Linked DNA regions of Mus musculus: region 2 is linked to region 1. A link is a loop called in an ENCODE intact Hi-C map of the cell type or tissue named here. Cell type or tissue: gastrocnemius. All regions are shown on one strand.

The links. Hi-C counts contacts between places; a loop is a spot of excess contacts. Peaks named below come from ENCODE experiments on the same cell type or tissue, not always from the same donor. Only the 100,000 strongest peaks of a DNase experiment are listed, where the experiment ranks them.
Region 2: it touches region 1 in a loop (5-fold over the local background); 7 of 42 quality-filtered maps call a loop at or near these places.

What each region holds. Positions count from the first base shown.
Region 1 is chr13:18,053,785-18,058,784 of GRCm38, forward strand. No RefSeq gene overlaps it. Among named protein-coding and RNA genes, the nearest start is that of 4930448F12Rik, 44 kb to the right of the region's middle. In gastrocnemius, no CTCF peak of the experiment used is centred here; DNase peaks (open chromatin) are centred at 2,921 and 3,637.
Region 2 is chr13:19,131,758-19,136,757 of GRCm38, forward strand. The region is part of intron 17 of Amph (amphiphysin); the gene reads left to right. Among named protein-coding and RNA genes, the nearest start is that of Gm31887, 59 kb to the right of the region's middle. In gastrocnemius, a CTCF peak has its summit at 2,291 (motif pointing left); a DNase peak (open chromatin) is centred at 2,279.

The DNA.
Region 1 (5,000 bases):
TTCTGGTCACAATAGCTAAAGAAAACGTAGAAGCATTCCAACACATACTATAAAAACAACTATCCTCCTTACATTCTACAACATCATCAAAATAACTACCATTATAAACTAAAAATACAAAAGGAGGCCAAATGCATACAGGCGTGGCTTTAAAGAATACATTTTTCCCATAAGCAAATTGAATAACAGAAGACTCAAATAATACAGATCCATTCCAATAAAAGCTAGTATTTCCCCATGCCCCACCCATCAACATATTCAAAGAAGAAAGATCTGTACAACTCCCACTTTATCCCACACAACAGCCATACATTAAAGGATTGCTTGCCCCTCTCTGGGCTGGATTTTGATACGTCCAATTAAACCCTGAAAACGTTTGATTATGACTGGTACTAATATAAGGGGAAAAGGTAAAATATTTTTTCACGGCCCACGCAGCTTTCCTGGACTGGCAGCCGGTCCATGGGGGAAGCGAATCTTGAATACCCCTACAAAAGGGGGCCCATCATAGATCTTCAGTCATCACTGCATGCAGCATCATCACCCCCAGAAGCAGCTTCATCAGGGCACCTCCGTTCATCTTGAACTACCCTCATCAATCACTCCGGAACCCACAGCGGCTGGCAATGATCCTGTGGAAAAACACAAACAGACCCTCTCGCCCAGACCAACACAGGATCGGGCCCATGCCATCGTCCACTCAGAACATCCTTCCACGTGACTGTGCCTTTGTAGGATGCCTCGGGATTGGCAAACCATTCCGCAGCAGTCAGATCATTTTTATCTTTATTCAAAAAATTCAAGGTAAGGAGAGCAATGGCTAATCTCTCCCTAGGAGGAGCGCCAGAGGCTACCCCCCTTTCTGTTTTATTAGGCACTCTTTCAGAGTGCGATGGGCTCTTTCAATGATGCCCTGACCCTGAGGATTGTAGGGTATACTGTGCACCAAGTGGACACCCATCATTTTACAAAAGGAAACAAAAGAAGCTGAAGTATAAGCAGGTCCATTATCAGTCTTAAGCTCTCTGAGCTGACCCCATGCACCCCATGCCTCAAAGCAATGGGCAATGACATGGTGTGCCTTTTCACCAGTATGTAGGGAGGCAAACAACACCCAAGAGGCTGTATTTACAGAAACATGAACAAATTGCAGTTTACCAAATTCTGAAAAATGAGTCATGTCCATTTGCCAAATGTGGAGGGGAAGCAGGCCGTGAAGGTTTACTCCCACACTCACCTGAGGCAATAGGGGGCCACAGGCTTTGCAAGCCGTAACAATATCTCTTGCCTCTGCTCTAGTAATATGAAATTGAGAAGAAAGTGTTTTGGAATTCACATGAAACTGTGAATGAAATCCAGGAGCCAGTTCTACAGGTTTCTGAATCAAAAAGGCAGAAGCAGCTCTAGCAGCTTTATCAACCAAATCATTGCCCTCTGCTAAAGGGCCAGGCAAACCTGTATGAGCTCCAATGTGTTGGACAAAAAATGGAGAACTTCTATTTAAAATTAAGGATTGCAATTTATTTAACAAATCCCCTATAGTGGATCGAAAATTCACCTTCCCCACCATTTCCATCACTGCTAGCGAATTAACCACATACTATCTGAAATTAAATTAAAAGATTCAGAATACAATTCAAAAACGTTTATAACAATGTGCAACTCAATAACTTGGGGAGAAGCAGGGGGAAACTGTAAAGTTACTGGCGTGGAGCCATGGACCAAATATGCTCCGCAGCCTGTCTTAGACCCATCTGTAAAAATTAAAGGGGCATCAGGCAATGGCACTCAAGAAGTAATTTGTGGAAAAACAACTGGATGAGCTTTAATCAGCTGCAAAATGGGATCCTTAGGGAAATGATTATCCATCTTTCCCATGAAGCTACATCTCAAAATTGCCCAATCATCAACAGTAGCTGATAATACTTCTATTTGCTTCATATTATATGGAACAATCAATTCCTGAGGGGGATTGCCAAAATATTGAATACATTGTTGTAGGCCAATCAAGGCCAATTGTGCTACCAAGGCAGGGCAATAAGACAAGATTTTTGCGGGTGAAATCTTGGGATGTATCCATAGCAAAGGGGCGCCCTGCCAGAGGATACCCTTTTTTGAGTACCCTTTTCAACCAAACTTAACGCTACGAGGGCAGAATCAGTAAGCTGCCGGGGAGAATTTAATTCTATATCTTCCGGTAAAATATTATATAATGGTTGTAATTGTTTGTTAGTTAGTCCCAAATAGGGACGTACCCACTGTATATCCCCCAATAGCTTTTGAAAATCATTCAATGTCCTCAAATTATCCCTCCGAATCTGAATTTTCTGGGGAGATACTTGACTATCAAAAATTTTAGTTCCTAAATAATTCACCATTTTTCCTTTCTGAACCTTTTCTGGGGCTACAACCAATTGCTTTTCTTTTAGTTTTTGGATCACTATACTATATGTGTGTGTAACTTTAATTGTCTCACTCCGAGAACCTCAATAGTCCCTAATCCGGGAACCTAATAGTCTCTAACCGAGAACTTGAATCATTCCACTTTCCTGGGAGCTTTCCAACTGGCTACTCTGACTGCGGAGAGTTCTGGACTCATCACATCCTCGTACGGGTTCCACCACTTGTCGCTACCGTCTCTGACCAGCAGAAAAGAAGCGACAAAACCGATGTCCTTCTCAAGGCAGTTTATTCAGGAACTTCACAAATGTGTAGGAAAAAGAATAATGCCACAACCTCTCTTGGCCATCCCCCTTTATCCCCTCCAGTCCACTCCCCCTCACCCCAGTCCACGTAGGCACAGTTCATTGGCTCAGGACTACATTCGTCACATCATCTGATCTTTGGTGCATCTGCGCAATGCAGCTCAAGGTACGTGGCTATCTTGAGGGATATGAGGAAGTCAGGTGCCAGTCATAAGACTTGGCAGCAGTCCCGGGCTCCATGTTGGAGCTGTGGCCACACCCGCTCCTCACAATGAAACATGGAAAGAAACTCAACAATTAGCCTAAATCTGACTATGGTTAGCCTAAATAGGAGTGTTTCTCTTTCCTGAAGTTAAAAAAATCCCACTTAACAACTATTTTTTTCTATTAAAAGCCAATTTGTTAACGATTTTTTAAACATTATATGTATATGTTTTTTGCTTTTGTTTTGTCTGTTTGTTTGTTTGCCTGTATGTATGTCTGTGCACCATGTTCATACAGTACCTGTAGAGGTCAGAAGAGGGCATTGGACTGGACAGTCAGATGGTTGTGAGCCACCATGTGGGTGATAGGTATAAAAGCTGGGTTCTTTGAAAGAGCAGCCAGTTTTCTTAACTGTTGAGCCACCTCTCTAATCTCTCGTTAACACCGTGAAAAGCTACTGTATCTTAGGCATCAGTGTTCCTATGTTCTTCTTCAAATTCTTTTATTCTTAGAAAACAACCATGGCAATTAAAAACGAACACAGTGCCCAGTCATCCTGGTATTTACTGTGTGCCAAGGTCCTGCTATGCGCTGAATGGACAACAATCCCTGAATTGGCTTTTACTTGAACTTTACCTATGACGATGAACTTGACTTTTGCGTACTTAAGAAAGAGACTTAGTTTTTATTAGGCTAAAGGGTGGTTACAGTAGTTAACACCAGGTGGCGCTAAAAGACTGGGCTTGGAAATAGAGTGCTTGGGCCTCTGCAGTACACTAGGATGAGAGATGTTCCTATTGAGAACAGAGTTAAAGAAAAGAAGGGCCAGCATCACCCTCGATTTTACATCACCACCACATGCCAAGGTCCATTCTCTCAAGTTTTCTCGGTGGTGAGTTCTCTGGAGAGCTGAAATTCTTCGTGTGTATACACAGTGATTTTCCTGGGGTGTCAAATGTCCCTAAAAATTATCCTGGTTTTTCTAAGAGAAAATGAAAACAAATCTCACTTGAAATTACATTAGGAATGGTCTGGTCTTTTCCCTCACCGCTTAGCTATGCAGGAACACAGAACACATCACCTGAAAAACCTTCTCATCAACTTGGGCTTTATTGATGAGCACAAGTCCCCTTGCTTAGGGATCTCCAGGATGCTCAGAAGGGTTTTTCTCTAGTGCTGGTACCAGGGGGCTAAAATCCTTCAACAGACACCACAGTTTAACACAGTAGAATCCTTCCACTGGCCTTCAAAGGCATGGCAGAGGTAAGAAGAGTGGAATAGAAAGCCCTGCCACTCAAAAAACGGAAATTCCAGGAGCTTGTGAAACACAAGTAACCAAAATCAAGGACTAGCACTCTTGGAAGGAATTAAGACACAGGGGAGGGCAGAGCTGTGCTAGAACTTATGCAGGGTCTATGGGAAGTGGCTTTGGCAATAGATGTGGGAAGAGGGATGTTTTAAAGGCATGTTCAGTGTTTTGTTACCAGCTCTTTCTTTTCTGAGTTTCAAATCTAATAAAAATTTAGGGCAGTAGTTGGACATATGATTTACATGAATCCCTCGCAAAATGGTTGCGGTCACTTCTTTATGAAAATAGTAGCATTATGGGGAATATTTTCTTTTTTTCTTTCTTTTTTCTCTTTTCCTCTCCACCCCTTCCAGGACAGGATCTCACCATATAGCCCAGGCTTTCGACTCATAATCCTCTTGCTTCAGCTTCCCAAATGCTGAGGTTTTAGGCATATGACATCATACCTGCCTCTACTATCTCATCATATAGCAGCCAGTTACCATTTTGGATTCCTTGATTTGACCCAGACATCAGACAGTGAATTTTCCTTGTGATCCCTGTTGACATAATAGTCATGCTTTTAGTCTGAGCCTGGAACTCTCCAGATACTCCAGGAACACTAGAGGCAGGAATTGGTCTATCATTCTTCATTTCAAGGTCCTCTTTTGGTCAAGGGAGAAATAGTGGGGAAGGCCAGCTGTTCCACAGATTTTGCTCAGTGGCAGCTACTTGGCTAATGTAATCTGAGGAAGTTGTTCTCTTAAGTCTTCTATGTATATTTTATTTATTTTAACATTTGG
Region 2 (5,000 bases), 1.1 Mb after region 1:
ATAAGTATATTGTTTGTAGATCTGAAAATGAAGACATGAAACTATTTAGAGAAAGAAAGGGGAATAAAGAAGATGGGGGAGAATAGGAAGGCCAATATGCAAACATGGTCCAAATAATGATATACCAATAAAAAAATCCGTGAGACTCGTTACTATGTACAATGAATATATTTTATCAAAACATCATACAACTGCAAACCTAGTGACAATAATATCTAAATATATTGTTAAAAATGTAATTCAAAGCTTTAAAAGTCCTGCAAGTAAATAACAGTGAGGCCTGCTTCGCACTCACCCTTCTCTAAACAAGGTCAGCAGTTACTCGAACAGTCCTGCGCTTCCATGCATACTATAACATCACCTCCAAGTCAGAAACTGACCAATCGGAAGAGAGCAGAAGGCATTATCAAAACATAGCGACATGAAATATCCAGAAGAACTGGGAACACGCTTATGAAAACATATTGCCACTCCTCTCACATGGGCCATATAAACATGCATGAGTAAATAAATAACTTATTTGCAAGGTAGATATTTGATGTCTACTGTACAGTTCTTTTCAGTTTTCTATTTGAAAGTTTTCATAATGAAATAGTATATAAAACCAGGCTTTCCAATCTCACCAGAGATATCATAAATAAAAAGAGCAGCTTAGAATTTAAATGGATAGTTTTTATGGTTACTCACAAGCCCAACAGATCTTCCTCACAGTGTATAACATTAAAACTAGAAACCTTCAAGTAGTCAGTGTTATCAGAATTGCTATATAAATTATTAAATATGAAAGCAATAAAAGTTTTACCTACCTTTGATGCAATTTTTTTAAATGAGCATGATTGATCTTTTACTTAAAAAACAAAGTCCTTGGGTGATTATAAAATTAAGAAAAATAAATATGTCAAAATTCTACTCTAACATACTTTCATTAGTTTTTGGCTCATGGCATCTTCTTTAAATAAGGTGTGTGTGTGTGTGTGTGTGTGTGTGTGTGTGTGTGTGTGTGTGTGTTTGTTAAATTATCAAATTATGTCCACATCTACAGTTATTAAAATTATTACTACATCTACAAATGATAAATAATTGGTAAGCTGCTTCTCAGGTATTGTTTGGAGTTATTGTTACTGAATAGAGGAGTAAATGATAAAAATAATGGCCTAGCTTCACTGATTACAAAGTCTCCTGCAGCTTCCACCTTGGGGGATCTCAGCTTATGCCAACCTGGTTCTGTGACCGCATTGTGTTTCCCTTCTTTCAAGACTTGATAACTCTGTGCTTGCTATATTATATTCCTGTAGTTCTACTCCCAAGTTTTGCTGACATGGTTACTAGTATTTAGAAGATTCTGACAGAAATGTCATTATGCTTCCTCCAACACAGAATATAAGATGATAAAGCAGATAAGCAAGTAGTGTTTCTGGTGATTGGTGGCTGCAGCTCACCACCTCAAAGAAGGCTTCTACACTGTCACTATGCTGGCTAGCAGCATTAGTTATTATAGCTTGTGGACCTCATTATCAGAGAAGCAACAGGTGCCTGCGGACAGGGGAGAACTCTTTCACCTTTTGGTTTTTGTTTTTTGATTTTTGATTTTTTTAAATTAGATATTCTCCATCAAAAAATGCTTTAGACAATGAATAGTATAGTCCTGGCACAATGTAGTACTGTTGTTCATCTGAACACAGCACAGTTCCTTCAGCAGTTTCTGTGATCCAGTCTTCCTGGATAATGCTGTTAAAAAGCAATGCTTTGTGCAATGAGCTATGATATCCACTGCAGCAATCAAAGCATAGCACAGGATTGTCTTTTTATATCTACAAAAAAGCTAACCAAATGGGATGAATAAAAAACGTGAAAGAGGAATAATATTAGAGTCAAAACCTTTCCAGTCCTTCCTTGATTTAATTTAGCACTAACACCTACTTTGAGTAGGTTCCTAATTTTTCTTGTGCTTTTGTGTTGTTCTATTACAGTAAATATGGAGTAGGAAAATTTTGTTAAGAGGAAAACTCTGAAGAGCAGTGATTGTAGTACTTGAAAGTGTAAAAATCAAAATGTTAATTGAATATAACTAGAGAATTGAAAATCCATTCCTAATCATGCAAAGAACTGAGAAGAACTCTTTTTCTTTCATTTTCTGAGTAGGTCACTCTGCTTCTGCGTGTCTTCTTCCTCAGCAGTCAGAGTTAGCATCCTTTTTCAGCACCGTTCACTCCATATTTGTCAACATCTTATCAGCCCTTTCCTACACATTAGGTTCCTTTCATGTGACAGAGCCATCTGCTGGTATCTGCTGTCACTGCAGTGTTGGAGTCAACCAGAAGATTCTGTCAACATCTGTTCACATTACTTTGCCAAAGGAGAGCTACGATGCATAGTATATCTTGTGATAGTAAAATAGGATACAGCCCACATAGAGACATATAGGAAATGATCACGCATAAGCTAAAGATTCTGTTTGCATCAAATGAGTTTTAAAATTACCTTTGGCGTTTCTGTTGAGAAAGGTAAGTGGCTCAGAGTGCTTGCTGTCTTTCCAGAGGACTCAAGTGCAGTTTCCAGCACCCAGCTGGGTGCTTCATAACCACCTGTATCCAGCTCCAGGAGATTTGATGCCCTTTTTCTGACCTCCACAGAAATCTGCATGCATGTGTACATAAAGACACAATCACACACACACACACACACACACACACGTAAAATAAAATAAATCTTAAAAAAAACATAAAATTACCTTTAGCAATACCTTCCATATTCCATAAAATTATTATATTTTCTTCTAAAGAAGTCACGTTAATTCACTTAAAATAGTACCAATTACTAATAATTTGTGCTGCTCAGAACATATATGCATGAAAGAATTTACGTAAGAGGAGGTACATATTATGAAATTAAAATGCATGCTTTTTCATCTATCTGTGTGTGTGGGGGGGAGTTTGTCATTCTGTCTGCATGTATTTAGAGTCTATTTTGTTCAAAGATATCGAACTATTGAAACCATTTGGCTGGTCATAGGTGTAGTTCTGTTCAAGACAGATGAAAAGCAAAAATAGATTTATGACTAAACAGTTTGTCTTCCTCAATCAAGTCACTTCATTTATATCATATGTATGAATAGTTCCCTATGTGGAAGAAAACTTAGTAGGTCTTTAATATCCTAGAGAAAGACTACTCCCTGCTTTGCCTTACCTTTTCCTCCCTCCCTCCCTCCCTCCCTCCCTCCCTCCCTCCCTCCCTCCCTCCCTTCCTTCCTTCCTTCTTTCCATCCTTTTATTACAATACCTGGCACTAAAACTAGGGCCTCAGCTGGGAACTCTGTACCACTAATCTCCATCCCAGCCTAAAATTGCTGATTTCACCAACAAATAAGTCAATGAACAATTGCTTGCTATTCTTCTCGGGATTGAAATGTCTTCTTAAGTTGTTACAAAATTATACTTCTCTTGGCAACAGTGACAATAACATCTATAAGGATCATTGTTTACTTAAAATGAGAAATGGGATTCTCTTACATTTTTAATTTATTTTTTTAATTTATTCGTGATGCCCATTGTTGTCGGTCTTTTCCGTTATTCACTGAAGCACAGATCTTCATATAACTTTAACTCATTTCAATTAAGTATCAGAATCTAAAATCCATTTCAATTAGTATCAGCTGCAGTTCACACAAGAGGTTCACTTTTCTGAATCCATGTATTTAATAACAGAGTAAGAATAAAGGAATAAGGTCAGTGCATTTGCATAATAGGAGATTCTCACATGAGACAGGGACATTTCTATGAATATGAATGACAGTTCATCATGTATCCAACGATATAGCTTTGATCCCCAAGATAAAAATTATGATATTTAGAAAAGGTGCTTCATAGAAGACCTTTTATAATTTTTATTTATTTTTATGTGCTTTAGTGTTTTTCCTGCTTGTATGTCTTCATAAGTGTCTCAGATCTTGTAGCTAGAGGCAGTTTGGGTGCTGGGAATTGACTCTGAGTCTTCTGGAAGAGCAGTTTCTTAACTGCTGAGCCATCTCTCCAGCCACATATGGAAGATTATTTTAAGAAACACAGTAGCTGTGACTTTGAGGCAGAGGAGAGGCCTTAGAGAATACCATGATGAGTGCCTGTGTGAGGTCACATTCCCATGCCACATTCGTGATGCCCATGAACCCTGCTATTCTCCACTGCCTACTTCAGAAGTCAGGGCTGGAGAGCCAATGCTTGCAAGAATATGGCTCTCCTGACTTAATACAATGAATAGCACCGAGCTGATTCAGAAAAGGAAAGCACCAGGTGATGCTAACCCCATCAGAAAGCTAGACCAATTTTTGCAATATGTGTCCTGGGTATACTATATAAACTCAGACTTAGCATTCTTTCTCAGTAGTCCTTTTTAGTCTACCTTCAGGTCTGCTATGCCGATATTACTAGAGTCCTATTAAAGGTTAGACTTTAAACCAGTGTGGTCCAAATTTAAAACTTGTGACGGTGCCCCCTTTATTTCATCAGCACACATTTTAAATACTACTGGAAACTTTTTCAATTTTGCTTCATTTAGTAAAGACTCAAAGTCTGATTGTGCCATTCCCCTAGCCAGCAGATGGCTCCATGGGGATTTATGTATTGCTGATCCCCTCTGATCCCCTCATCCCCTAGTGTTCTTTTGGGGGAAACCCCACCTTCATCCCGTTCCCTGAAGGTGATTCAGCTGTGAAGCCTTATCTACACAGATGTGGCGAACATCACAAAGTACAGCCATCGTGATTGTGACTACATGATGGGACACTGTGTTCTTTCTCCATGAGCCAGGCCTCACAGGAGCCCAGGTCTCTTCAGTGTTGTAACAGGTGCTCCCTAAAGCTCAATCCACTGCAATCTGCTTTCATGCAACAGCAGCAGCAGCAACAACAACAACAAACACAATAGCTTATTGAGGAAGATCCACCCACCAATTACCAATATCCTCTAAATAATGGTATATGTTGAAAGACCCACAATGTGAGGGCT